Regions from separate parts of the Mus musculus genome. Here region 2 is linked to region 1. The links are chromatin loops, found by intact Hi-C in ENCODE. Cell type or tissue: left cerebral cortex. All regions are shown on one strand. Links, peaks and the distances in the headings refer to the core of each region. The heading gives the core; the rest is flanking DNA.

What was found. A loop is a pair of places that touch in the nucleus more often than their neighbours do. Peaks named below come from ENCODE experiments on the same cell type or tissue, not always from the same donor. Only the 100,000 strongest peaks of a DNase experiment are listed, where the experiment ranks them.
Region 2: a loop joins it to region 1, with 4 times the contacts of the local background. A loop is called at or near these places in 5 of 42 quality-filtered maps.

What each region holds. Positions count from the first base shown.
Region 1 is chr2:113,378,799-113,395,612 of GRCm38, forward strand. All of the region lies in intron 2 of Fmn1 (formin 1), which reads left to right. Gm13963 (a long non-coding RNA gene) reads right to left here and starts at 12,964. Exons shown (of 2, transcript XR_003954049.1): 1 at 12,313-12,964; 2 at 8,641-8,873. In left cerebral cortex, for the core only: no CTCF peak of the experiment used is centred there; DNase peaks (open chromatin) are centred at 8,751 and 9,408; H3K27ac peaks cover 1,784 bases.
Region 2 is chr2:113,331,036-113,345,105 of GRCm38, forward strand. The region is part of intron 1 of Fmn1 (formin 1); the gene reads left to right. Among named protein-coding and RNA genes, the nearest start is that of Fmn1, 10 kb to the left of the region's middle. In left cerebral cortex, for the core only: no CTCF peak of the experiment used is centred there; DNase peaks (open chromatin) are centred at 5,072 and 7,833; H3K27ac peaks cover 622 bases.

The DNA.
Region 1 (16,814 bases), core at 4,142-12,141:
GAGATCAGTGCCTTTTACATTGTGGACACTGAACAACAGCATCATTGACCACAAGCAGAAAGTGCATAAAATGCTGTTAGGCTCATCCCATAACCTACTACATCAGAAGTATGGGGGTTGGGATTGAGCAGTTGCCTTAATCACTTGAATAGAGACCAAGATAAAAGCAGAAGCTACACTGACATACAGCTACGCTAAATGAACTGAAAGTCTTTTCCATCCAAATATTTTATTACGGAAATGATTAAGAGTTATGCTCCGCAAATAATTGGATTCCCACTTAGCTATGTGTAATTATTTTGAGTAACTCTTATAGGTCTCATCAGATTTAGGAACTTGTACACTTGTTAGCATAAATATGCTTCTGATTCTTTTATTAGTTCACTGATTAATTCTTTCACACTGCTTTTACATGGGGAGGAGGTGGGATCTTAGGGAACATTTTCCCTGCCTGTCATTTGCTGCTGTGGTCACAATTTTTTATGTGGTCATAATGATAGCCATTCTGGCCTCAGTGCAGATGTCTTCAAGTTATGGATGCCTGCCAAGTGCCAGCTGCTGCCCTACAGTCCAAGATGCTCCTACTCCAAACTGGATTCACATGCATATTGGTGTGCTACTATCTCATGTTTACAACCAGTTTTATGTTATCAGCAAATACTATTTAAGTCATTTGATTCCTTCTACTAAAAACATGCAGACCTCATAATCACAAGCACACATCTGCAGCTTTTCTCTTATAAGCAACAGCCCTGTCAGCTTCCTCATGTCTTTAAGAACAAATGTCTAGAAAAATGGCGTGATGTATGACTAGCCTCATGAATGGCCTCTGTCAGGAAACTGCCAGTCTTATCATTGCAAAAGCTGCTCAATTTTAGCCTCTGTGTTTTTGGAGAAAACTCATGTCTTAATGACCATTGATCTGGTTTTTCTCTCAGAGAAAGAGATCTGCCTTCTGAGGACACAAGCAGTCTTTGGTCACCTTCCCCCATGTTTGCCAAGTAGGCCATAGTCCACACAGTTATTCAGCTGAGCTGGGCCCCTGTTCTGGAAGGAAGCCAGGCTCCCTACCATACCACTCACTAAACCGCTGTCTTGAAGTCAGAATCTCTGAATTAAACTCTGCCAATTATGAGTAATGTATCACTGAGAAGTAAACAAACTTTTTCCAGCTTGTCTGTATGTATAACAAAAGGCTAATAATCAGTGTATGAAATTATTCTGTTTTATCATTGGTACTTATCCTAGTGTGTGGCATTAGTGGGTATGGGGGCGGGGCATGTAGATGAAAGAGGCCATTTTGGTGTTTTCTTCTATTGCTCTCTACCTTACTTTTTGAGGCCGTCTCACTCACTATACCTGGAGCTCGCTGATTGACTGGCAGACCCCCAGGAGCTGCCTCTTTCTACCTCTAGTCTTTGTTAATATTACAGGCGTGAGCCACCAAACCTTGTCTTTTGTATGAGTGCTGGGCATCCAAAGGCAGATTCTTGTGCTTGTATGGCAGACCCATTACCAACTAATCTGTTTCCCAGCCACCGGGGTGGCATTTGATTGAACGAGAGGATTCACCAGTTCCAAATGGCTTTTCTATAAGGTCACACTCTTCAAGATGAGGGCCGAAAACACAGATGCTATGTAATGATTACTTTGTTTTTGTGTTTTTTAAGAAATATACCTCCTAACATTATTGCAAGATTAACTCTATTTGTAAAGGGCTCCTGAGTGATCACCACTCACAATGTATCATGCATTTAAATGTGTTCTGAACATCCAAATTAATTAAAGTGAGTCACTTGATAACTTGGTTCTTTTTTCCCATTGGTAGAACATAGTATAGAGACAAAATAGGTCTTTGTCATTCAGTGCTCCTCTTTCAAATATATTACTGCCTGGAGGTAATATCAGGCTTATTTTTAATCCTGAAAAATGAGTAGAATATACTTTGCCTGAGAGATAAAATATGTTGACATATGTTTAAAAAAAAATAGATGGCCACCCTCAGGAATAAGACCTTGGAAGCACATACCCTCAAGGAATTTTTAGCAATTTCCAATTTTTTTTTTCTAAAGCCAATGGCAGTTCTACAAGCTCCACAGTTGATTTAATTGTACTTGTTTTTTTCTCCCCCAGTGATTATGCAATAAATACTGTTTGGGGAGCCCTCAGCTAGTGCCTTCATGTTGTAGATGATGAAATTCAAGGATCCACCCACTTGCGCTGTTGAGTGGCTGGAGATGCTGAGTCTTGGTCTTTTTTTTCCCCCTTCTCCATAGGATGTCCCTACCACAAGTGAATAGGTAACGTGACGTGCATGTGGATCTTTAGTAACTTGGAGTTAGTACTATGATAGGTATCGTAAGTATTTATTTGAATCTTAAAATTTCCTCTATACGCGATTTTAAAAAACATTTTAAAAATGTGTATAGGTATTTTGCCTAAATGTATTTCTGTGCAGCATGTGTGTGCCTGGCACTCCTAGAGGCCAGAAGGAGGAGTTGGGAGCTTTCAAGTGGCTGCTGGAGATCAAACCCATGTCCTCTGAAAGAGCAGCCAGTGCTCTTAAGGTCTGAGCCATCTCTCCAGCCCTAAAACCAATTTACTGATACCCTTAATATTATTATCAATAGTTAATCACCACTAGTACCTACATCCAATGGTATAAAAAACTTTAATATATAACGTCCAGATATTTACTCAGTATGGATTAAGAGGTAAGGTTTTGAAAAAATACTCCTTGTTCAGTATTTATATTATCACAAAATTCTAAGTGTAATACATAGTCATTGAAATACCATTTGTAATATTCCCAGACTTCTTTTTGCTAATTGGCAAATGAGAAGCTTAGAATGAATCTCTAAGGGCAGTGACTCTTTAATGCTTGGCTAGTTCTAAGCCTCTGAATTCTTCAATTTTAATAACAGCGTGCTTGTTCAGAATCTGTTTATCTTCCACAGATACCTGATGCCCAAAGGGTGATTTAAGAAATAAATGGGTTTTCTTTTATTATGACTCATATGTAACTTTTTGGAAAGTAATACATGTTTAAGATGCTACAAGGTCATTCTAGAAGGGCCTTAAGGTTCACTAACATTCTTCTATTCGTGTCCCTATCCTTCATTCACTTCATGAACTATCTTCTATCTAAATTTATAAAGTTGTAGCTGCTTAAACTGTTGTTTCTGTGTGCTTGGCTGGATAACGAGAAAAGGAGGCATCACAGAATGAAGGGAACTGCAAATCTGCTGCTGTGAGGTATCACATGTTAGAGAAAGTCTCCTCAGTGTCAGGGTTCTCTGTGCTGGGAATGACATACTTCACATACTTCACAGCGTTCTTAGGATGTCGCCAAGATGGTCATCACAGTGTCAGTCACAGCACTGGCATGTGCCAGGAGGAACCGCTCCTGGTGGCATTCCTGCTTCGACTGCTAGTACACGATATTGTTCCCCAGGATGTGGAAGTACTAACTAGGTTGCTGTGTTTTAAGGAGGATGTGTTTTCAAAGAACTGAGATTCTGACAGGATAGTCAAGGCAGTCATAAATCGGATGTGTCAGCAATGATAAGAGTTATGCTTCTGATTTCTACAGTAATTTCTCTGCTTTTCTTCACTGCAACTGTTATCTAAAAGAACTCGTAGCAAATGGGTTGCTGGGGTTGTCTGAAAGTACTCAAAAAGACCAACGGATGGATTCAAAGGGGCTGGAATCCGAAAATTGCATTTCTCCAGTCTAGAGTTATGCCTTTTCTTTTTCCTGTCTGTACTCCCAGCCTGTAACCAAGAGATAGTGAACATTTCATGGAGCATTTGAGGCAAAGCAGACTCCCTTTTAATGGTGACAAGGATTTGGTGCTGAGAAGGACTTAACTCAGTTTCATCTGTAAAAACTGATCATTTCCAGCTTCTATTCACTTTTCAGATAGGAAGGGGCTACTAAACCATGAAACATGGCATGCGACTGTAGCAGGGATTGTCCACAATAGCTAAATAACGATTGAAGAGGACGACTCCAGATCAGACCTGACCAAAGTTCAGAGTTCTCATAGACATCCTGCAATGGCATTCATAAAGGAAAAAATGTCAAAATCTGAAGTATCATTTACCATGTATATTTCTTTGCATATCATCTGTCTAGGCTAATCTCAACTGAGCTGTGTATAGTTGTTAATTGTCAAATAATTTTTGTTGTCATTTTAAGTTCATAAGTTAAAGAATAGTTCCTGCCATGGGTTTTGTTATAATAAACCAAGAGGCCTTATCTAATTGTTCTAAGAATTTCATACCTAGGATTAGTAGGCCCTGAATAACCATTACCTCTCCTTGGAATGCTGCTTTACTAAGGATACTTCATGCATTCTACTAACTTTTAAAAAAACATGGAAATGTGCTAATAATAAAGTTTTCTTCTGCTAGTACTATTTTTAAGTACTAGTTCAACAAATATTAACTTTGTATCACTCAAGGATTTTATTCCTGCGGAAGAAAATTCTTATCTAAAGTTAAGGTTTTGATCAATGCTCTGGTATTACTCAGACTCAAATATTTCAGCCCAATATTGTTTTTTTTTAATGTTGGTAGAAGTCCTCCAGCACTCCCAGTTATATTCCTCCAATACTTGCTAGCTAGCAGGCCTGTGTTCTTTCTTTCTCTTCAATTCTCCATATCATTAAGCAAAGAGATTGAAAGAATGTATTGTTAATTGGCTGACTGTCAGAGCTTAGCTCTTCTTCTTACAAGTCCAATGACTTATTAAAAACAAAAACAAAAAAGCAGAAGACAGAGTGATTGAGAGTCACGAGTATTTACCATTTGTTATAACGTCTTGTCTTTGCAAACCTGATTACAGAGAATTACTCTTTACTCCAGGGGTCTGTGCCTTGCCCACCAGAGTGCATTCAAAAATTTGATAGTCTGAAGGGAACCTTTCATACAGTCTAGTTTTGGTTTTGTTTTTGACTTCTGGATTTTATTTCTTTATATAAAACAAAACAAAAAAGAACCTTCTATACTTATGGTTTATTGTTGGGAAAGTCAGTTGGTCAATTCATTTTCTTGCATCTAATCTACCATTTTAATGACTTAAAAAGATCATCTGTGCTTTTAGGTTTTCAGATTTAGAATTTATCCCCAAGAAGTCTCCTCTGGGCTCCTTCTGGTCACTGGTCACTTTCATCCATTGCATCCCATTTCCTTCCAGGACATCTGTTTTCTTTTCTCAGCTATTGAGTTTGGTGAAGTTTCTACCCTGTCCCCTGGGAGTTATGCTAACTGGTGTCAGCTGGAGGCCAGGTCTACTGGGAACTAGGTAAGTTGGAGTGGCTTTCAAAGTAGAGAGCAGCCTTGTTTCTGGAAAATCTTGATCCTTTCCTCTTCTTGGCTTGAGCATGTAAAGTGACTCCCTGTCCTTAAGAAAGTGACTGGGTGTCAGGCGTGTGGCTTAGTGAGCTGTACAAGAAAAGTGACTTACTATAAAGGACTGTTGAAAAATAGGTAATGATTTTTTTCTTTTCTTTTATTGGGTATTTTCTTTATTTACATTTCAAATGTTACCCCCTTTCCCAGTTTCCCCTCCGAAACCCCCTATTCCATCCCCCTCCCCCTGCTTCTATGAGGGTACTCCCTCACCCACCCACCCACCCACCCACTCCCACCTCCCAGCCCTGGCATTCCCCTACACTGGGACATCGAACCTTTACAGGACCAATATGTTACATATAGTTCTTTGTGAGAAGATACAAACCTTGGTTTGAACCATGCACAGCTTCTGCTATAATTCTTCAGCCCCAGCTAAATAGTCTTTAAAAAAAAAAAATAAACCAAACAAATAAAAAAAAAATCCCATCATTCAAACAGAGCAGGTGTCTTCCAGGCACTCTCAAAATGACAAACATAAAGGGAAGGGGCTCTCCTTGTATGTTTTCTGTGCCTTAGAAAAAGAACACAGGGCTGTTCTCTTGACCACTTATATGTGAGTCTGCAAAAATAATGGTATTATAGACATCAAGGGAATGGATATAGTATAAAATGAAGTAAAATAAAAAGAGTGCCCTATAAATGTCACCACGGCAAACTGCATCATCTGCAGTGTCACGCAGCATGCCATTGGTGCTACTGCATCTTCTGCAGTGTCACGCAGCACGCCGTTGGTGCTATTGCAGACAAGCAAGTTCCAGAGAAGTTTCTTCCCAAGAGAAGTAAAGTGCATATTGCGCACCCTGAGCACCGTAAGAGCTAAGACAGCTTTCTGAAATGGGTGGGAAGAATGAAATAAAAAGGCAAGAAGCCAAAGAGAAAGGCGCCCGGTCACCTGGTCACAACAAAGCGTCAGCCTGCTGCAGCCCAACAAGCAGACTTTGGGGGAACTAGCAGGAAGGAGCCTGAGCTGCCGGAGCCCATTCCAGTGAATTCACGGCTTCATGTACAAAAGAATTATTTTCATTGATTTTAGGGGTGCCAAATGGCAGTGGTGGGGAGCATGTAGCTGAGAAAATCTGTTTATCTCACGGTCAGGAACCAAAGGAAAGTAAGGAGAAGACAAGAGACTCAGAGGCAAGCCTTCAAGGGCTGCCTCCAAAGACCGAAGGGCATCCTGTCTCACCTTAAAGGCTCCTTTGCCTCCCAGCGGCACCATTCTGAGGACCGAACTTTTAATACATGAGCTTTAGGGAAACATTTGCATCCAATCTGTATCACTCCAGAAGGCAGGACTCTGATGCATTTATTGAACTAGTTAAACTAGACACAGCTTAGGGAAGAGAGAGTACAAATTGTTCTTGCATACCAAAAAAAAAAAAAAAAAGAGTCATAGCATCCACATGAAATGTATAAACTTGGTCTGACACATGGCAGAAATAACCCATTTCTAAAAATACAGATTTGAGACAATCACATAAATTGAGCATGACCTATAAATTAGTATCAGATAATACTAAGGACTTAATCTAATTAAGAGAGGATTTTGAGTCTCAGAAGAGTCCTTGGAATTTTAAACAGTGTTGAGACTATGAAAGACTAGAGGGACTTTTGAAGTTGTACTAAATGCATTTTACACTATGATGTGACCACAAAGGAGTGGAATGTGGTGGTTTAAATGAGAATGTTCGCTCATAGGCTTATATTTTTGAATATTTGGTCTCCGGTTGGTGAAACTGTTTGGGAAGGACTAGGAGGAATGGTCTTGTTGGAGGGGGTGTGTCTGGAAGTGGGCTTTGAAGTTAAAAAAAAAAAAACCCTCAATATTCCCAGTTAGTTCTCTCTGCTTTGGAGTTGTATCTCACGATGTGAGTCCTCAGGTACTGCTCCAATTCCTGCCTGCTTCTGCGTCCCACAGTGGTGACCATGAACTCTAATCCTCTGAAACTATAAGCCTTAAATAAACATTTTCTTTTATAAGTTGCCTCCTTTACTCATTGTGTCTGATCACAATGATAAAAAATTAACTACAACGTGTAGTAAAGCAGAGGAAAGCAGAGTTGCTACGCTAAGTCAAGTTGTCTCTATCATGTTGAAGTTCAGCTGAGAAGAGGCCTGGGTGGTATTGGGCTAAGGCACTGGGAGATACTTAAGATGTGCTTGGAAGCGGGTGGCAGGGTTGAGAAAATGATCCCACTGTAAGGAAACCTGCTCTAGCCATGTTGTGCTGGCAAGAGGGAGTGAAACAGGAAGCTCGGGAGGACAAGAAGCAACAGCTGCAGAGTACAGTGACCAAGAGCTGCTGCTGCTGAATGTCTGTTCATCTGTAGGCTGCCTCTGATAGGAATCTAACACCGCAGCACCAATGACAGTGTTCCCATAGCCGGCCTTTCCAGGAGACCTGTCCCAGCACTGACACTCATCCATTTCTCTTCTCGTATTCCTCTATCTGTTCCATTTTCCATCACTGACTTTGACCTGGCCTGTACCACCACATCCATGCCTTTGAACATTGGCTCCCAAGTGGCAGTGACAGTAACAATAGACACTTACTAGACAGAGCTTCATAGATACCAGGTATTAAATGGACACTTTATAAATACTATAGGTAACTCAAACCTCAATCCACACAAGAGTTACTGCTGCCTTCATTTTATAAAGGAAGAAAGTCAGAGAAATGAAACTGTCCAGGTGAGAAAGTTACAGACCACCATGAATAGAAGGGCAACTTAGAGTCATTTATTAGCGAACAACCAAGAGTGACCTCTTGTCCAAAGAACTCTCAGTCTTAAAGCTCAGAGGTACAGCATTTATAAAGGTAAAAATCACCAAGGCCAGAATGACATCATTGTCAGGTGTGGGTCAGACAAGCCTGATAACATTTGTTTTGGCAGAGCACATCAGCTGTTATACTTCTGGGCCATGCCCATAATCATGGAAAGTCGCAAATGTACTGCCAAGGTATATGTGACTGATGAGCAATTAGGAGCTGAAAAGACACAAGGCCCTAAGCAAACACAAAGTGGAGACAGGTAAGAACAGGACAAGATGACATCACCTCAGCCACGTTAAAGCCAGGTACCTGGGTCCCACAGTGCTGGCAGGATGCAGAATCAAACTGGAACTTGACCATCTGCAGTTGCGATGCTATAGGTATCTGATTACCATGCCTTCCTTCACAGGAAACAGGGATTGGAGTAAAAACCTGGAGCCAGTTTGCTGAGCTAGCCACACAGTGCAGTCTCTTAGGAGGCAGCAGTACCCGAGGGTCCCTGTTTCCATAAGGTCAGCCACATAAAGAACAGTGTGGCTGTCTGTCTGGCAGGATGGCTCAGCTACCTTTCTCATTTAGGGTAGGGATTCCCAAACACCCTATACCTCTTGCAGAGCATGTGCAAATAGCAGACATGAAGGTCCCATTGCTTCAAAACACTTTCAGGAGTAGTCTTGGCTGAAGACTGAAAGAAAAGAAAAAGAACCAACAAATGCAGGCATCTGTGGCTGCATATTTTATTGTTTACATAGAACATGTTCACATGCACTGTCAACAGATTCTTATAAAAATCTCTCCGAGGTGGGTATGCATATTTATACCTTTTTTTTTCTTAAGTGTTACTCTCTTCCAGGAAGAGTTTAAGGGACTTGTATTCAAACAATAGAAAAAAATTTAAATGGTAATAAAAATTAGAACAGGAAGTATTGCTTTAGACTTTATAGACTGTTTTCATACTATCTAGACCCTTTGTATACTATCTTGACCCTGTCCATACTATCTAGACCCTTTTTATTCTTCAGTGTCAAATTTTATGGATCCCTTACAGTGATCTTTGCTTCTCTGTTTTCAGGAAGAAATTGCTGTAATATTGTTCACCAAGGAAAGCACTTGCTTAGAAATTTTCCATACTGAAATAGGTTATAAAATTAGCAAGCCACACTTTGAGAGCCACTCTGCAGATCCAGGAGGTGGAAGATTTGAAGCCCTCCCCCAACCTTCCTTCTGTCTCTGCTTTTGCGGGTGTTTCTGTCCTTGTCTGTGTAGGTGGATGGCATATGTTCGTGAAAATGTGTATTTTTCATAATTTTTCAAGAGACATACACTGCCTCAATATTTTTCAAGGACTCCTAACAGTCCTATCTTTGAGACAAAGATCATCTCCATCTGAATAAGTGTGGAGCCAAAATAGGGAAGGTTACATACTAAGGAAAAAAGACTCTGATATTGTCACCTGTGCCCCCACCTCCTTAGCTACATTATGATGTCCCTATAACTATGAAATGGCATACTGTGAAATTAAGCCATGTACACAGCTCTATCACTGTGGTTATTTGTGTTTGTAATTATGAGACATTCAAAATTCATTTTGTCATTCATCAAATAACATAATCATGGGTTTATCACCCCTCTAGGTATAATAGACATAGACCCAACAGAGAAAAGCAAAGCTAATTCCCGTCTTCACAGAGCTCACATTCATTCTGGAGGGATAAATATCAAAATATATAAACTAACACATCAGCTGTGACCTCCAACTAATGCAGGAAAATCTGTAGCCTTTTGACCTGTAAATTAGCTTGTTTAGTGTTGGTAGGGAAGCTGATGGAAACTCTTTCCACTTTAATGTGTTTTACATGTTTTGCAAACACGAGGAAGCCACTCAGCTGACTCTAGTGGCATTCCTGTGGGGGCATCAGTGCTCCCCAGGGCGCTCGGCAGGCAGAGTCCTTGGTTTCCCGAGCCTCACAAGCATCTGCCAAGACACCCCCAGTTCCAAAGGGAACTGCCAACCTCACATCTAAGGGCAGGCTCTTTTCTAGCAGGTGCCACAGGGAAGCAGGCCAGAGTGGGCAAGCAGGCTGAGCAGGATTCTCTTCCCTGACCAGGTTCTACTGCATGCCCTCTGAAGGGTCTGCTGGGAAATCTTCAGTTGGCACCAGGAGTTAATATCAGCAGTCCATTTTGAGAGACATGGCTCTACAGAGAATTAAGAGAGGAAGAGAGTCCAGGGATGTTATATTGGCCTCTTGAAAAGACTTGGTTGCCCAGAGGAACCTCTGGTACTAACCAATTCTTAGTATTTTTAACTCCTTAGGTCTTACCAATCTTGTGTTCAAGTCAAACTACACTTCATTTGGACTTTTAACACTTTTAACAACATTTCTTGGTAAACCAAAGATGGATAGATAGATAGATAGATAGATAGATAGATAGATAGATAGATAGATGATAGATAGATAGATAGATAGATAGATAGATAGATAGATAGATAGATTAGTTAATTAATATGAATAGAGGGTGAGTTGAGGCAGGGAGGGAGAATATTCAAGGGTAATTTGAAGGAAGAACTAGGAACAGAATATTTCAGGCATTTAAGTGACCTTTATTTTAATTGCAAAACTTTGTGAGACCAATGCATCTTTAGATTTTCTGACCAATGCATTTGTAGATTTTCCATAAAAGGCAAGGTAGCTGAGTGTCAGGCAAGTTAAGCCACCATATGGGATGGTGCTTTTCCTGGCCCCCTCCTTTTCCGGGCTCCTGCTCTTGACCTGACTTGTGCTAAGCCTAGCCCTATGCACTTCTGCTTCCTCTCCTATCTGCAGTGACTACAGAAGGAATGTGGAACTGGGGTGGGGTGGGGTGGGCTGTGAGCAGTGACACAGCTGAGTAGAGACCCTGCTTTGAAACTGTTCTCCAACAAGCATATGCTTCTCCCTGGAGCTGTTGTTTATCTGGTGACCTGGACGGAGATCAAGCATTGTTAGCTCAGCGCTGCTGCCCCTTGGGCAAGCATCATACATCTCCCGTGGCATGCCTACTGTATTTCGATTTGCCTTTTGTATGAATTCCTACACTTTGTATTTAAGATTAGTGAAGCCAACTGTCTAATTAATTGGGTCAAATTGTTGGGTGTACTTACCACTGACAGTGGTTTTCAGGTGTTTTATGCCATGACTTATAAAGGCTTTGTAGAATGATGGTAGTGCCCTCGTCTGATAGTTAACTCACCAAACATGTGAGAAGTTAACATGTTGAATTGTGCTCTTTGGAACTCTGAGCAAAGAGTTCAGTGTATAGACTCAGTTGCATTTATTATAAAACAAGTAGAATAGTCAGTACTCCCTGATTATCTCCTAGATGCATCAGAGTACTCCTGGAGCTGTTAGGGTCCTTATGAGAAAATATCAACCCTGGTAGTTTATCATTAGCTATCAACATACAGAAACTTGGGCATTCAGACACAGCCTCATTTCTTCTTAAGCTTGAACTCTGGAGACAAGAGCTGACTTATCTAGGGTCAGACAACAGCTGATTGGTGTTCGAGGCAGGACTGGGACACAGATATGGAGCATTTCAGTGGGCACTCTTGCCCTACACTGCCATTATGACTTTGCTTGTATGCTGGGCACCATCACTTGCAGAGAATCCTACAGCTCTTATGTCTGTATGATGAGGCCTAGTTCCAGACTATTCTCACTCACTCATGGTACAGAGAGGCAATGGAAGTGCAGCCTTGTCCTAACAGCAGCCTCCTGGGCTCATGGAGGCTGCTGATGCTGTGATAGAGATGGGTCCCCAGCTCTTGACTGCAAGTGCAGAACACTGTTCTGTCTTACAACACTCTGAGTTGTAGCTGGTGGTTGTACCAGAGAAGGTTTTAACTTATAATGTGAATACCCCCTCCCCCATGAACTCATGCACAGATCTGGTAAACTGAACTGTGGAGGAATGCATAGTTTTATATAATGATAACACTTGGTACAGAGCTGTGGTACTCTTCCCCCAACTCCCCATGACTTAAGGTCATGGTGGGCCTCTACTTGCTCATCTACAGTCAGGGCAGTGAACAAGAGACTCTTTTCTAGTCTATAGAGTTCTGTGGTCCTTTTCCTATGTACCTTCATGTTTCGTCCAGTAGAGGGAGGTGTGTGCTCACAGACTTAACAGCCCTTCCTGTCTTCTCTCAGTAGGATACTTGAGGAGTCTCCTAGAGGGTGTTAAAGTCATACAGGTCCAGGCAGGACATGACCCCCTTCTGGAAGACATGGACACAGTAGAGCAAGAATTCAAGTTGTGCCATTATACAGAATTAGCAGAGGAAATCGTATGCGTGCTAGGAAGCTAATCACTAAGGCTCTGGAAGTTTTCAGGAGGATGCTTCAAAGAAGAGAGAGACAGGTTGGTGAGCAGTTGTCCCCTCTGTTCTTAGGTGTGCAAGTCAGTAATACAGGAAATGTCTGTGTCTCACAATATCAAATCAGAGCTGAGCTGAGGCTCCTTTGTCAAGTGACATAATATAGGGGTGCATAAGGGGAAAAGGTAATGTCACCTGATAAGTTGGGCATCTTCAAACCTGGAGCCCGAAATACCACTCTATCCACAGTGTGTCAAATCAGAGTTCTATGGAAGAAAAACAGAGCATCTGTGCAAAATAGCGTTTCATCTGTGCACAGTAGAGAGGACAGCAGGCAAAACTGCTAGAGGGGAGCTGCAGCTGCACTGTGCCCGGCGCGCATGGAGGATGCTATATTGAAAATAGTCCCGTGCTCATATGTTGCTCAGTTAGAACCATTTATAGTCACAATAGAAGGTGACCGAGGTTAAGAAGTGGCACTTTGAAGTTTTAGACTGGTACAGGCTAAGAAAGGAAGGGAAAGAAAATATTCTGTCTAACCAGATATGGGAAATAGTATTTCTGGTCTTCTAACCAGTCTAGATGATTGCAGAGAGGGTAGAGGAAAGAGCACCCTCAGAACACGTCCTAGACCCTGGTTGTCTTCATCTCTGTTCTTCTCCAATGGAGAGGGTCAAGGTAATGACGTGTACTCAGTCTATTTGCTGTTTGTAGGCAGGGCTTTTTAGAGCACATTCTCGCATCTGTAGCATCAAGCGACACTGCAGAGTGCTTCCATCATTGGGTTGGATTACCCAGCAAGGGCATTTTCCTAGGATGTACTGGCTGCTCTTTTCACACTGATTCTTCTAAGTCCCTAAGCTTGCAGGCTCATCGGCTTCCTGGTGGTGTGTTGGTTGAGCAGTGGCCCAAGCTGATCTAATCATCCACTGCATCACCCCTCAGCCTTGGCGTCTGGAAGGATGCGTGCCGAGGGAGGCAGAGACTTTTGTACCCTACATTCACAGCTTATAAAAGATTTTATAATTATGGGGTCCATCGCCCCAAGAGTCTGTCTCAGAGCAAGCTGGCCTTGCTCACACACAGTGAGCTAATGCTGATGACCTGTGGTAAGCAGGCATCTTAAAATTTTACTTCCTTGTGCCATAGCCTTTGAGTTGATCAGGAGTGCCATTGAATCAGTAAAAGTAGTAGCCCCACTCACACTCATTTTAATACAACACCGTGTACTTTGCCACACATTTTCATAGCTGTCAGTCATCTTATCTGACCCGCCTCTCAGCCCCATGGCAGCGTTTCCATTTGTTCTTGTTTGTTCACATGTGGAAAAACTGAAGCTTAGGGAATTGAAGCTCCCATAAGAAACACAGCTAGTGACCAAATCCTAATACACTGGGTGTTTTGACAATAAAACTAAAATGTATTCTTTTAAGAATAAATACCACTTAATAACTTATGGTTTAAAATGCACATCTATCTTATAAAAACCAAAGCTCAGTGTTTTATTGACATCAGAATCCCTTAAAAATCAAGGTTTATACATGTTATAGATTTGGGCTCACTGTAATGTTTAAAAGCTTTCTGCTGCATTCTTAGCTTTTGTTGACCTTTGTTCTCATATGCTGACATTTGCTTTCATATATTAACATTTCTAAACAATTTCATGATGCTTATGTTCGTACCTAAGCATTTAAAATATGTTTTAAATATTTAAAACACGTATTGGTTGTTAGTTGATTGGTTGGTTGCCTTTTAAATGCAGTGTCTTGCTATGTAGCCTAGGCTGGACTTGAACTCAGAATCCTCCTGCTTTGGCCTCTGTAGTCCCGTGGTTGTGTATATGGCACATCTGGATTTAAATGCTTGGTTTTTGCAGAGTATGTACATATTTCCATATGTGTAGCCACATTTGAGCGTTCAGCAGTCTTCTGAATGCAGTGAGTTGCTTAATGATATAAGTGGCTATAATAAATAAGAAAGAGAAAACGTCAGTAGACTGACCTCAAATGACTGGCACAGAGGATTGAAGAGAGTTGAGTCAAAAATGTTTTTCCAGAAGCCACATCTCATACTTATCCCCGTGTTAGCCTGCATGGTCTTCCGGTGTGCACAGAGTACTCTACAGTTGTCCCTCTGTAGCACTTAACGTGTTTTATCATGATTGCTTGTATTTACACCATTATTTACTTGTGTGCATTTGTGTATATGTCAAGCATGCCCCTGACAGCCAGAAGAGGATGGCTGATCCCATGCAACGGAAGTTACAGGCAGCTGTAAGCTGCTTTTGTGGGGCTCCTACAAGATCATGAACTCTTGACAGTATAACCTCTAGCTTATTTACTCTGGCACTTGTTTTTTTTTTTTAATTAATATTTTATTTATTCTTTTAAAATTTCATTCATTTATACAATGTATTTTGATCATAGGACATTTACAGCTTAAGTGCAGTGTGTGCCCCACAGTAAGTACTTGTATGAGTTTGCTAGAGCTGCCATGACACTCTGTGACAATACCATACACTGGGTGGCTGAAACCACAGAAATGTTATGTCCTTGCTGTTCTAGAGGCTGTAAGTTGGAGATCATGAAGCCAGCAGGGGAGGTTCCTTTTGTAACCCACGTACCTGAAAGGAAGGAGGATATTCTGAAGAGACATTGTGTCCCTCAGTTTGGCAATTGAATTGTTAAATCAAGAAATGCCAAGAAGCCGAGGGGAGGGTTTGGGGGGGGCTGGGGGGGTTGGGGGGTGGCACACCTTTAATCCCAGCACTTGGGAGGCAGAGGCAGGCGCATTTCTGAGTTCGAGGCCAACCTGGTCTACAAAGTGAGTTCCAGAACAGCCATGGCTATATAGAGAAATGCTGTCTCAAAAAACAAACAAACAAACAAACAAACAAACAAAAAACCCCAAAAAACAAAACAAAACAAAAAAGATATGCCAAGAATCACAGGGAGTCTCAGAAATTTCAATCCTAGCTCCAGCCAGAGAGGGAGCTTGCTGCTAGAAAAAAGATTTGGGGACTCAGCAGTCAAGAGCACTGGTTGCTCTTCCAGAGGTCCTGAGTTCAATTACCATCATCCACATGATGGCCCTCAACCATGTATAATGGGATTGGATGCCCTCTTTTGACATGCAGATATATTCAAACACAGAAAATACATAAATAAATAAATCTGAAAAGGAAAGAGATGGAGACTTATACACCACTGGATTGTCAGCCAGTCTTGCAGGATCCCAGAGCCTAGAAATAGATGGGGATTGGGGGTGGGGCTATAACCTGACCTGGATGAATTGCTGAGCTATGTGTACCTTAGGCCAGGACTCCAAGGATAGGCTTGGGGGAATCGCTGGATCTCCCAGTCCCTCTTTTCATTGGGTCACATTGGCTCTTTTGATTAGTGTACTGAGGATCAGTACCCAATTATGGCTTCTTAGGGCACTGACCCTAACCATTAAAACTCCGGTCCCTCCCGTAGACTGTGGACAACTGCCTGGTGAGGTGACTATCCCTCTGTGGACTTGAGTACCTGGGGACTATGAGTCCCAATATTCTTTTTCTGTCAAGAACACTAGTCAGTTTGGCTTCGGGAACACTGTAAAGACTTCATTGTAACCCCACTATTCACTGATTCTGAGGGACAAGGGCTTCAACATAGGAATTTAGGGGAAGAAAGTTCAGTCCATAACAGTACTCCATTCTCTGTTGTGAAATAGTTGAAATGCTTATGAATGAATAAGTACCTAATATTTACATTCCAGCCTCCTACTTTCTAGGCGCCAGTCAACTTCTTTGTAGCCAGAGGTCTGAACAACTCAGGAAGTCTAGTATTTTACAAAATGTGCCAGATCTGGAACGCTACCCTGGCTTTGCCAATACCCACTGTATAGCTGAGTTCCCTCCACATACCTCAAAGCTCTGGTCTCCTCTGAAGTAGAAAAAATTCACATCCACTGCAGAAGAAGGTGTGCAGCTCTCTGAGGTCATATATGTGAGGGTAAGGTGCATGCCATGGCGTAGACATCAGAAAATTCTAGAAAAACAAGTGTCAGTTTAAAAGGCACCTTAGAAGTAAGCAATATCTTACTGAATGAGTGTGTGTGTGTGTGTGGGGGGGCAGCATTTATGAGCCCTGCTGCCATCAGTTGGTCTCTCTGCCACTCAGGCCCCAGGTTTGCTTTACTACAACTCAATTTGGTTTATTTATCTTATTTTTTTATTTAAATGACACATTAGTTGTATTTAAAGTAGGTTTTTATGACCTGGAG
Region 2 (14,070 bases), core at 1,378-9,377, 51 kb before region 1:
TTGCTTTTAAGTTTGTAATTAAAACTTTATTTGTATAAGTGAGAAAGATCATCATGGATGATGTTGAAGAACCTGCAGTAATCCCACTTGTACTGGCTAGTTTTGTGTCAACTTGACACAGCTGGGGTTATCACAGAGAAAGGAGCTTCAGTTGAGGAAATGCCTCCATGAGATCCAACTGTAAGGCATTTTCTCAGTTAGTGATCAAGGGGGAAAGGCCCCTTGTGGGTGGGACCATCTCAGGGCTGGTAGTCTTGGTTCTATAAGAAAGCAGGCTGAGCAAGCCAGGTGAGGCAAGCCAGTAAAGAACATCCCTCCATGGCCTCTGCATCAGCTCCTGCTCCCTGACCTGCTTGAGTTCCAGTCCTGACTTCCTTTGGTGATGAACAGCAGCATGGAAGTGTAAGCCGAATAAACCCTTTCCTCCCCAACTTGCTTCTTGGTCATGATGTTTGTGCAGGAATAGAAACCCTGACTAAGACAAATTGGTACCAGCAGAGTGGGGTATTCCTGTGACAACCTGACCATGTTTTGGGGAGGACTGTGGAAGGACTTTGGAACTTTGGGCTTGAAGATCCATTCGTTGTTAAGAGCTCTGTCGGATGTTGTGTAGGAGCTTGGAAGATAATGTTGAGAACAGTGCAGAAGATGGAGGCCTGGCTTGTGAAGTTTCAGAGGGAAAATTAAAGACTCTTTTCAGGGACATTGCTATTTTGGAGTTTGATTATTCTGTGGTTCTGGTTAGCTGGGACTGAAGAATCAGTTGTGATTAACAAGATACCAGAACTACTAAAGCAAAACCTTTGCATTACTGGGACTATTGATGCTGGTTAGCTGGAGCTAAGAAATTAGCGGTGATTAAGAAGAGACCAGCATCATTGAGGTGACATCTTCTGGAAGTGTTTTCTGAAAGCACAAAGAGGCTGTGTTCCAGAGATGGCCAAGGTTGTACTCCTGCTGCAGTGGGACTTGGTAATATGTAAGGGTCACCCAGGTGGTACTGGTTTTGAAGGCATGAAGGGGTCACGCAAAGCAGCTGAGGCTCGGCACTGTGAGAGGCCATGGAAGGCCATTGGTGAAGGTGCAGCCTCAGTTGCAATTGAAGGCCCAGGACTGAAGGGGTCATGCAGTGTTTTAGAGATTCCAGTACCATGAGATGACCACCAAGAGCAGCAGCAGCAGTGGAGTACAGGCATCTGGAGCCTAGAGGATGATGTGTGTGCTACAAAGGGCCTGGCTGGAGAAGTGACCCAAGCCCTTGGAGGAGCCCAGAAGATCGTGAGTTGGATCCCAGACATTGGACGGTTGGAGATTGACTTTTGCTTTTGATTGTGACTGTGCCCTGATATTTTCCCTCTTGAAGGAAGAAACTGTTTTAGTGGAGCCCACAGTTAAGAGACTTTTAATTGTAAAAAGACTTTGAATTTTAAAAGAGATGGATATTTTAAAGAGATTGAAATTTTAAGAATATGTTAAGACTGTGGGACTTTTAAAGTTATTTAGAATGGGGATGAATAAGATTGTAAGGGTTGAGGCTTACTAGTGATGTTTTTGTGTGTCAAGTTGACAAGGGGTCAATTGTACTGGCTAGTTTTGTGTCAACTTGACACAGCTGGGGTTATCACAGAGAAAGGAGCTTCAGTTGAGGAAATGCCTCCATGAGATCCAACTGTAAGGCATTTTCTCAGTTAGTGATCAAGGGGGAAAGGCCCCTTGTGGGTGGGACCATCTCAGGGCTGGTAGTCTTGGTTCTATAAGAAAGCAGGCTGAGCAAGCCAGGTGAGGCAAGCCAGTAAAGAACATCCCTCCATGGCCTCTGCATCAGCTCCTGCTCCCTGACCTGCTTGAGTTCCAGTCCTGACTTCCTTTGGTGATGAACAGCAGCATGGAAGTGTAAGCCGAATAAACCCTTTCCTCCCCAACTTGCTTCTTGGTCATGATGTTTGTGCAGGAATAGAAACCCTGACTAAGACACCACTGTTGGCAGTTTGATCCCATTTGGAGTTGCTAGTCCCTTCTTCTGGGTCAAATTTTAACATCAGCTATATGTTTTTGGTTTTTTGTTGTTTTTGTTTTTGGATGTCCATAGTGCTTGACTTAAAAATCAGCTTGATTCTCAGCAAGCCTCAGCCTGTGTACCGACAGAAGTTACAGTCACTCCCCTGACATCCTTGATCTCTGCAGAGAAGCTAAACCATGGGAAGCAAACGTGAGCCTGCACCAACAGGCTGTCTCTTGGAAGGAAATGAAACATCCCTGTGTTTAGGGTCTATGCTGAGCTGCTGAGAAAGCAGTAATCCGTGCACCTTATAAAACAATAATTACCATAGTGGGAGGAGGTAGGGTGGGTACGGCCTGCTGACCTTGTCTGCATGAAAAGCTGGAAACCGAGGGATGGCCCGGGTCTATGTCTTAGAGTTTTCAGGTCCTTTGGTGGACAGAAAAAAAAAAAAAAGCCTCAAGGTAATGGGATTTTCTAGTAATTTTCTTTATCCACTGTGTGACTGTGGAGGAGCTGGGCCTTCATTGGGCCTCCCTACCTCTGCTTTCCTAAGCTGAACCCTCTGAAGTTCTCTGTAGGAAGTCGGCTTGTAACCATGCCCCTTTTTATTATTCCTTTCTCCAATCCAACATATCTCCTTCCCTACCTTAGTCAGAAGTGACTTGTCTTGTGTTCTGTTTTATTACAATCATCCCCCTTCTCCTCCTAAAGGGTCAGATTGCACTTAAATACTAATGTACTTTGAATTAAACACGTTTTCCTTTGGTCTTCCGGGTGACACGGGCCACTTTTCAGAGGCAGGCAGGACTTTTTAGCGTCTGTGTTTTCCATCAGGGTCGGGACATTAATTGAGAAGCAGCAGTGTAGGGAGGACAGATACAAAGCAGCACAGGAAAGAGCATCATGTCTCTACTGACAGGTCCAATCCTCACAGCCCAGCCCTGAGCTTTCCCATCTTGGTGAGAGTGCACTGGGGCATGGTCTGGGGGAAAGACTGGGAGACCTTGAATGACCTCATTGCTACACTTTTTTAAACTCCATCAAATAGAGCAGTACTGTTGTTAAAGGAGCTTCCAGCCATAGCCATTCGGCCTTGAAACCACGTGGGCATCTACTCTCAGTCCTCCAGGATTGATGAGTTTTCCCGGGGCACCTGCTATGCAACGTGGGAAGAAAATTTACAGGTGTTTCAGAGAGAACCTGCCTGCTTCATAGGATTAACCGTCCCCACTGACCTGTTCACTGTAGTAATTCTTTTTTCCTAAACCTGACCCTAATGCAAATGAAGTGCAAATGAAATGAGAGAAGGCACCCTCCTGGGGTAGGGGGTGAACAGGGTGTTACTCTAGCTTGCTGAAGGCTCCACCCAAGTGCTAGCATCTCTGCCCACAGTGTCAGCTTTTCTGAGTACAAAAAAAGCTAGGTTTCTATACTTTGCTGGTGTAAAATTGCTGCACTAGGAGGTAGAAAATATTTTGGGGACCATCTAGTGATTGCCTTATGCAGGGATGCATCCCATAATCAGCTTCCAAATGCTGACACCATTGCATACACTAGCAAGATTTTGCTGAAAGGACCCAGATATAGCTGTCTCTTGTGAGACTATGCCGGGGCCTAGCAAACACAGAAGTGGATGATCACAGTCAGCTATTGGATGGATCACAGGGCCCCCAATGGAGGATCTAGAGAAAGTACCCAAGGAGCTAAAGGGAACTGCAACCCTATAGGTGGAACAACAATATGAACTAACCAGTACCCAGGAGCTCTTGTCTCTAGCTGCATATGAATCAAAAGATGGCCTAGTCGGCCATCACTGGAAAGAGAGGCCCATTGGACTTGCAAACTTTATATGCCCCAGTACAGGGGAACGCCAGGGCCAAAAAGGGGGAGTGGGTGAGTAGGGGATTGGGGGGTTGGGTATGGGGGACCTTTGGGATAGCATTGAAAATGTAAACGAGGAAAATACCTAATTAAAAAAATATTTTGGAATAGTTGTTATGGAAAAATAGTCAATAATATTTCACCTCTGAGAGAAATAAACATAAATTGTTGTGTTTAAAAGTGTTTGGTCCTCAAGAGACAAGTAAAATTTCCCCATCCAGAAAGAAAAAAAAAAAACCACAAAACCTTGTCTCTTATTATCTACATAATAGTTTGTGTGTAAGCATTATAACAGTGGTTCTCAACTTTCTTAGTTCTGTAGCCCTTTAATACAGTTCCTCATGTTGTGGTGAACCCCAACCATAAAATTATTTCATTGCTACTTCATAACTGTACGTTTTCTACTGTCCTGAATCGTCATGTAAGTATCTGATATGCAGGATAGGGGACCCAACGCACAGGTTATGAACGGCCATGTTACAGGGTGAGATGTAGAATGTGTACTTCTACTTTGATGGGTTCACAGGCAAGGAGCACATTCTTAGCCCCGTTCATACTAACAGAGCTAGGTTTACAGCATTCCAACACACAGTCCATGTAGACCTAATCGTCTACAGAAGAAAAATATCCTTAACAGATATATTCTAATGGCAGGCAGTGAGACCTACCCTCCTTGTTCCCCAATTCCACCCCCCTACCACCAAGCTCATCATGGACCTAATACAAGAATTTAGTCTCTTTGCCTTGGTTCCTTTCTGTGCGGGCCCCTCTTGTGCACAGAGAAGTGACATTGAGCGTCTTGGACAGAAGAGAGGGCCAGGACTCAGACAGGTCAGCATGTTTGCTCCAGGGCACAGTTTTAAGTCCAATCTGGTTAGTGTTTTGCCCACTTGCTAGGCTTGTATTCTACTTTCTCTGCCCTAGTAGGCCAGTGAGAATACTCCTGGTTTTAATTTATTTTACTTTAAAGCAGGATAAGCCATAAATATAGTGCAATATTTTGAGTACAGATCTAGTGGAAAGCAAGAACAGCTTTGTATACTCATTGAAATGGTCATCTGTTCCCTTTTTAGATGAAGACAGTCACTTAGGACAAAACTCTAAGCCTAACATGGATTTGGAAAGCTTTGCAAAAAGATTTTTAAAAAGCTAACAGATCTGCAGAAAGTGGGATTCATTTATAGAGTTGGCACCAGTCCTGGCCTTGTTTGACAGTGTCCTCATCTCCATGTGTCTCTGCTTCTTCTGTGGCATCCTCCTCTATCTTTTATCCTTAGGCGATTGGCAGGGCTTTAGAATTCTGGCTTTGACATCCATTCAAGTCTCAGGTAAATAAGGTTAGCACATTCATGCATAGTGGAGGGTACTGTCTCTGTGTTAAACCCACCTTCTGATTTGGCTTAAGCTAGTCCTTATGTTAAGCGTTGCAAACATGCATAAATTCTAATTTTTAGGAATATTTTAAAACCCGAAACTCCATGAAACTACAGTATCTTAAGAAAAGCGGTGACAGATTACTAAAGAAAACATGTTTTCTTGACCAACATTATGCAACATGTGCATAATTTTTACACCCACATTATTCTGTAAGGAGGTAACGAGGTGTTTTTCTTATTGCATGGTAGAATACAGTGAGATTTGGATGTGAAAAATGACTTGCCCAAGGTCACTCCTGTTCAGTAGCACAGCTAAGAATAGATCCAGGTCACTTGACACCCTGGCTTCATTCATTACATCACTGAGCTCCTTTCTGAAAGCATTTGCCCCACTGATCCAAACGTGAAGAGGGCAAAGGGCAGTCAAACCCTAGAGTCAGTTTGAGTGGCTTGGTTCTCCCCCCCCCAACCCCCCCCCCCCCACACACACACCCATTTTCACTTTAGGATGAAACCTATCCATAGCTGCCAACTTATCACTATTATGAAATGTAAGTCACAAGCTGGACAAATGATAAGGCATGGTAGAACCTCTGCCTGAGCCACATCTGTTAGGGAGGAGACATGTGCAAGAAGAGGGAAGGGTCCAGCCCAAGGATGCACACAGAGGGCTGTGTCATGGGCCTGGGGAATAGCATGAGAAAAATGAATGTCATGAACTACAAGAGGGTTTGAAAACCTGTTGTGCACATTTTTAAAAGAAGTAGGGTGGGCTTTCACTGGGCTGGAGCAATCCAGACTGGGGTGGCGGAAGCACCGCAAGTCTCATTTGCTCTTGTCTTTCTCATTCAAGCCTAGCAGGTAAGAAACTCCATCAGTGAGGACAGCCAGAGGACAAGAATCTTGCCGCTTTATTTATGACAAACAGCTTTAATTTCTGTTTTAATCATGTTCTTTTTGTGAAGGTTGAACAGTTGGCCTCTATCCTCCTTAGAGCTACGTTCCTTCAGGGTCTTTGCATCTCCCCCCCCCCCAAGAACTCTGGGAGAATCCTTTCATGTTTCTTCAGGACTCTTCATATATAAAAATATCCCTCTTGTTTAATAGCCTCCAAGAAATTCTCGAAGAAGTTTTCATATTCTTCTGAGAAATTCTAAGGATCTTGGATTTGGGGAAAGCTAGAACTATTCACCACCTGTTTCTCCTGATAGGTTAACTGCCCACTTTGATGACTGTCAAGGAGGAAAGTAGGGAAATAAAAATATAGATTAATATCTCGGATTATTCCTCTGCTCTAGAGCAGTGGCTCTCAACCTTCCTGGTGCTTTGACCCTTTAATACAGTTCCTCATGTTGTAGTGACCACCATCCAGAAAATTACTTTTGTTGCTACTTCATAACTGTAATTTTGCTACTGTTATGAATTGTAATGCAAATATCTGTGTTTTTCAATGGTCTTTTGGGAGTCACAACTCACAGGTTGAAAAAAAGCTGCTCTAGAAACACACTAACTTGGGATCTATTGTTAAAACTTCACTTCATCTAAGGATGATCTATAAGGTCCATATATTCACACCCTGGCCACACCTATTTAAATGAGCAATTTAGTTTTCATCCAGCTGGGGGCCACACAACTTATTTTTTTTCCAAACCAGTGTTTTGGATTAAAGGATAGCCATGTGTAGGAGTCACTTGAGTTAGGTTATAGAGAAGTGCTCCAGGCACTTCCCGCCTGAGATGCCCCCTTCTAGAGGCTTGAGCCTGAGATGCCCCCTTCTGGAGGCTTGAGCCTGAGATGCCCCCTTCTGGAGGCTTGGCTTCTGCTTCTTCCTGCCTCTGGCTCACTCTCCCCTTTCTCTGATTTCATGAGATGCTCTGTGAGTCCCATGGCATCATGTTTGCTTCTGATTCTGATTAAGGTGGCTCAGTACCCTGCTTCAGCCACATTCAGCCAAAAGTAATGCAAGAATGATCACCAGTTTGGCAAAAAACAAAGCCAGGGTGAAGAGGAAACTGAAATCCAAGATAGGTCTTCGAAGTGATAGTAAGATAGCATCTAGCCACTTAGGTAGGATGTGTCCATCGAATAATTTAAAGTGACAGTCGCATGAACTGAGTTTGTGATTCCTGAATACACTTTGGCATGATTTAAATTTTTTTTTTTTTTTTTTTTTTTAGTTCTAGGCACTGTCTTGACCTTCAGAAAGAGTTAAATAATCACGATTTTCAAGGCTGGTATCTCTTGCATTCAACAGATGTCTTGAGAGGTGGGGACGGTAGAGTCAGGATGAGGTATCTCAGGAAAGATGGGCAGGAGATTAACAGGGTTGGACAGGAGAGGAGCTGGATTACAGTACAAGTATGAGAACAAGAAATTGATGGAAATAGATTTGGCTCAGAATAAGAGAGACATTTATATTTAGAGCTATCTGGACTGCCATGAGGTTTCCTTTTATGGTAGAGTGTTAGTTCAAGACAAGGTGGGATAGGTATCCATAAGAGCTGCAGTTGGGGAGAGAGGCCAGCACTGAGAGGGGATGGGGCACATTTAATCTTTAGATTAAAGGTTGTATCATTTTCCCTGTGAATAACACTAACTCATGGACTAGGAACGCCAGCCCTGCTTTGACAGTATGCTGTAGGAGTTATAGCACGTCACCAACATAGTTTTACAAAATCTCTCTTCTTTCATTAAAACATATATAAAAGCTACAAAGTTTGATTGGCAGAAGGCATTTCCAAAAGTAAAGGCAATAAGTGTTTATCCTTTTTATTATAGTCAACGGTGATTAAAGCTGTTCACAGCCAATAAGTTGTTCACAAAAATTGAAAAAAATAAATAACTCTCAGAATATGATTATGATAGATAGTGCTAAGCACAGGGGCTGCAGATTTTTACATGAAGTGAGTTGATTCCTTGAATTGTTTCAAGCGATAGCAGCGTAAATATTTTCTAAATGAATATGCTTTTTATTTGCTATGATGTGTGTGCATATATATTTGCATGGGTGTGTGTATTTATGTATGTCTGCCTTTGGAGGCCAGAAGTGTCTTCCTTGGTTGCTCCATTCTTATGAGAAGACAAAGTCTCTTACTGAAGCCAGGACTCATCATTTCTGCTAGTCTAACTGGCCAGATTGCTCTGAAGATCCAATCTCTGCCTTTTGAGTGTGTGTTGGGGGTGGGAGCGGGGGGGGGGGGGGGAACCAGGAGGAACTCAGTATCCAACCTGACATTTATGTTGATTCTGGAGATCCAAACTCTAGTCCCCATAATTGCATGGCAAGTGCTTTGTGTTAAGGTAGGTTGACATTATCTAACTGTAGTTAAAATACCTGAAGATGCAGTATAAAGGAAATGGCCATAGAACTTGCATGTGTAAACCATCTTCCCAGCCCTGAACCCACTTTATGAAAATAATATATGTTGATTATCAAGAATTCCAATGAGGGCAAAAATTATGAGATTATGAAAATGATTAAAAATTATCTCATATGATGATTCCCATTATTAACCATATTATTCCAGACATTATATACCTGGATATTTGTAAATATTTGTGTACGAATGAATAAACAAATATAATGAAAATAATATAATTTTTGTAAGTCCAACAAACTAAAGCAAATGAAACTAAACTAATAATGAAATTTCAACTCAATTGACCTCATTTTCAGATATGTTATATCTCTGAACACTCTGGCTAAAAATAATATGAATTTTGGTTAAAGATAAGCTATACTTATACACTGTTGTCCTCATACAATATTTTTTGAGTACTACCATCTTAAAGGTGAGCAGAGACTCCCACCACCACGTTCTTCCTTCTGTGTTGTTCTGTTTTGTTATTCTGTTCTGGGCTGTGAGTAAACAGGTGGAAGTCATATACTGGTAGTGCTGGGCTTCAATGGCTCCCATCCATGTAAACCCTGGGGACGTTTCCTTTGTACTTCATTTAAAAGTATTTTTCCTACTGTTAGATAAATGTCAGCCCACCGTGCTAACGTATCTCTAACACTCTGGATCTAAGACATTGTTTAAACTGCTAACAATATTGTTTACTCACCAAAATGTTACTGCATATTGACTTAGCACCAGGAATTTCCATAGAAAATCCATATTAAATCATCCATAGTCCCTGTACTCAGAGAGTGCCACCGACGTGCAGTACATTCATAGTAAGTCAGCTCCATGGCAACTGTTTTGTTACGTTGTCCACAAATGAGTCCTGACATTCCATCGTCACTTTAGGTAAATATGTGTTTTGCTAAATCTTTACCATTTGCTGTGGTAAGTGCATTAAACATGCCTGATTTTTGTCTTGATCTGATAGGAAGATATTTACTGCCCCTATTTTATTCATGACAGAGCTGAGTTTCGGCAAGTAATATCCTGAAGTTTTATAAAAGGTGTTGATTGTAAAATTCATGGCACCGGCTCTGGGCCTCTGGTTGTTGAAGATCATAGAGGAAAGAGATGCATTTGGTTGATTGTGAGCCGATGAGGTCAGGTGCTCAGCCGTGTATGTGCAGTCTAAGAGTTAGAAGGGGGCTCAGTGCAGGGTCTCCATTACTAGATATCTAATATCAGGAAAGCCATTTCACTCCCCTAAGCCTTAGTTTTATTTCTATAAAATAGGGTTACCAGTGAGAGTATTAAGTAAAATAATGTAGATAAAGTACCACAGTATCTCCCTAAGTGCTTAAGAAATGGCAGCTATTGGCATTTTTAGCATTTTTAATACAACGATTGGGATGCTCAAACAAAAGAATACCTGCCTACCCAGGATTTCCAGGGGATGAGACCAGTGTAAGACACTCTGGTGAAAGCCCAGGAATTCATCTGGTGGGAGGCAGATAGAATCTCTCAGCAGGAAGAGAACAGAGAAACAAGGGGCCCAGAGGTCCCGCTGAGGTGCCTTGTCTGCACTGCCCTGTGCACCTCTTGCGACTTCCTTCCTTCCTTCACTTGTACTTCCAGAGACTCTGCAAACAGGAGCGTCAGTGTTCAGAGAAGGTGACTTGCAAATAGACCATCTTATCTTACTGGACCATCTTCCCATTGAGACTGTGAAATGAGTCAGTGTCTGCACAGCTCCAAGGAAACATGAGGTGATGGGGCAGTTTTAGGGTTACTGGTCCAGGAGGCTCCTGGGGCCATTCCAGGCCAATGGATGACGGTACTAAGAAGGCACCTACAGCCCTCTCTCACAGTCTACATCAGCATTTCTGAATCTTCTTTTCATTGCCACCCACCTCTGGGAAGTTCATGCAACAGGTAAATTGCATGCCTGTTTATGCACTGTTTCTTTATACCTGCCTCGTGCCTAGGAAAGAGTAAGATTTACTCCCTTTCTGATAACCAAGTGGATGAGCCTGATGTCGAAGATCTTCTTTGGGTAGACTCCTGCTCAGTTTTTATCCCACAAAACAGTAGCAAAATCATGCTTCTCCCAGCTTTTAAAACTCCCCAGTAGCTTCCTGTTAGACCTGGAATTTAGATTCTTAGGTCACGGATCCCCAAATTTGCCTCATCGGGATGTTTCAGTCTGCTACTCTAATCTGTTCCAAAGCCAGTCCGTTTGCAGAGAAGAATTGTCCCCACGGACAAAGCAAGGCCACTGAACGGAAAGCCTTGGCAGCCCTCTCTGTGTGGTGTGGATGTGGAGAGCATATGGCTGGACACCAACAGTAGTGGTTACAAGTTTAAAAAAAGGGCTCAGAAGTGGGGGAGTTGGCTGCTCTAAAAAAGTCACGTGAGACACTTCTACAAAAGTGGCAGTCAGGGATAGAACCTGATGTAAAAATGTACAGCTTTGAAATATATGGGAAAAAATCAGAGTAATGTATATGAATGACAGAGAGGAATCACATTCCATACAGAAGAGCATGTCCAGAGGCCCAGGGAGAAATATGTGCCTTGTACTAGAAACTCTAAACGGTAGGTGTGCCCAAAATTTGTTGTTGTTGTTGTTGTTGTTGTTATGGTGGTGGTGGTGGTGGTTTTGGTTTTAGTTTTTTGTTTTTGTTTTTGTTTTTAGAGACAGGGTTTCTCTGTGTAGCCCTGGCTGTCCTGGAACTCACTCTGTAGACCAGGCTGGCCTTGAACTCAGAAATCCACCTGCCTCTACCTCCAAAGTGCAGGATTAAAGGCATGTGCTACCATTGCCCAGCAACCTGAAGTATAGTAAAAATAGCCACACCATGAAAGACTCATTGGCAGTAAGAGGCAATGTCCACTGGGATTTGATTCAATAAGAGGGTCTAGAGCATAATGTAATAATAGCAAATCCCTGTATAACCCTTACTATCTGCCAGGCACCATACTATTCAATAGATGCTACCAGGTATCATTAGCTGTATTTCAAGGATGAGAAATAAAGGCATCCAGAGATTATATAGCTCTCTCAGGTTGTCATGCTAAAAATGAAAGAGCTGGCATTAGAACTTGAGTCTATGTGAACTTGGTCCTACTATGCTAAAGGTAGGAATCAGGGATGCTCTGTCCCAAAGACTATGAGTTCAGAGGCATCTGAGCATCTGAATTCTTTGGCATAATAGATGTGGTGGTTTAGATAGGAACCATTCCTATAGGCACACACATACATGTATTTGAATGCTTGGCCCATAGGGAGTGACAGACACTATTAGGTGTTGTGGTCTTTGCTGGAGTAGATGTCGCCTTGTTGGAGGAAGTGTCACTGAGGGGGTAGACTTTGAGGTCTTAGATACTCAAGCTAGGCCTAATATGGTATTCACTGCTACTATCTATATCAAGATAGAGAACTCACAGCTCCTTCTCCAGCAACATATCTGCTTGCATGCTGCCATGTTTCCTGACATGATGGTAATGAACTAAACCTCTGAAACTGTAAGCCATCTCCAGTTAAATGTTTTCCTTTATAAGACTTGCCATGATCATGGTGCCTCATCACAGCAATAAAAACCCAAACTAAGATAGTAGGGTTGAAGCAAACCTTATTCCATAGAGGATGTGATGGCTATTCTTGGTTGTCAACTTGGCTATAGTAGGAATGATTTACAATCTAGACTTCGAGGGCACACATGTAAGAGATGTTTTTGCTTCATCTGAAGTGGATAAACCTATTCCTAGTCCAGACCTTTGAGGCAAGAAGCATGCCTTTGGTTTGGATCTTGAGTTGGGAAGACACACCTCCAATCTGGGCCACCCTTTCTGCTGGAAGCCTTTCTAAGGACATTGAAGAAGGAATCTTTTGCTCTTTGCCTGATTGCCCTCACCTTGCTAGCAGATCCATTCCTTCATCAGCATTAGAGCTTACATCTTCAGGATTCCAGTGTAAGACCATCTGGGACATCCAGGCTTGTATACTGAGCAACTATTAGATATTTGGACTTTCTGCCACTGCCAACCATTGTTGGTTAGATAGACTGCAGCCTATAAGTTATATATATATATATATATATATATATATATATATATGTATATATATATATATATGGCAATAGATATACATGTGTATATATAATATGTAATATATAATATATATACAATATACACACATATATGTATTGCCATATAGAGTAAGAATGGGGTTCTAATTTAATTTCTTTATACATGGATTTCCAGTTTGCCCAGCAACATTTGCTGAAACATTTGTCTGTTTCTTATTGATACAAAAACACAGCTCTTAGCTCAAAGGGAAATAACAAATAATTTATTCTTTCTCCAGAGAGAGAGAGAGAGAGAGAGAGAGAGAGAGAGAGAGAGAGAGAGACTCATTCTATAAGTTCTGCTATTTTAAAAAATACAGACTAATACAGATGACTAGAGAGGTTGGAGTCCCAGAACAGGCTGCAGAGCCATAATGCACTGGTTTCAACTGTCATGTCAAAACCCTAGAAGATCTCCAGTTGAAGACTTTTGCCTTTGTACATGGGCCCAGGTAGGGGAACGTAAAGATAGCCCTTCAGGCGCTATATGTTAAATGTCAAATCAATGGCCAGATTAAAGAAGAGAAGGTTTGAAAATACTGGGATGGAGGAGTAGATATGCCCTGAGTCTCCCTTAAGCTAACACCGATTGCTTTGTAATAATAGAGGCAATTTTAAAAACATGTTAATTTTACTCTGTGTCACTAGAGTTTCAATGCTTTTGATCGCTTTTCTTTTGGTTCTTATTGATGAATATGTGTGTTTTGTCCCTCTATCTAAATTTTTTAAACTTCCCTTTCACCTCTTACTATCTTGTGGGTTATTTTTGCTCTAGATAGCTCTGTTCACATCCTGTGTGCACCCTGAATTTTCTCTTTACCTAGAAAAGCAGTTTAGTAAGTGTGTCCCTTTCTCTGCCTGAAGAGTTATGGAATGACACTGTAAATGGTTAAGGGATGTTGAGAAACTTGCCAAAGAATCTCCCCACTCTGTTAGTAATTAATAAAGCTGGACCTGAGGCCAAGGTTTCTCACTCTAAGTTCATTACTTTCCTCTGCATCCGCACTGCAGGAGGTGCACTGTTTCTTGTGCTCAATCAGAGCACAAGGGTATATGCTGAATAGTCCATATTGTGTGATTGACAGAGAAAAACTAGCAAAAGAGTGGAGTCTGTCTTCACAGTGACTCCAGAGTCCTGATCAGTCCTTGAAGAGACTTGCGAACTTGTGATCCCAAACCTGCTACATTAATATCCCAGATCCGCCACTTACTGCCTGAGAAAGCACAGACAACCTCCTGCCCCGACCTGTGCATCAGGTTCTTTCTAGGTAAAATGGATACTTATTACCAACATCATAGACTTTTGTTTTGTGAAAAATTGTGTTAAAACAGGTAGAAGA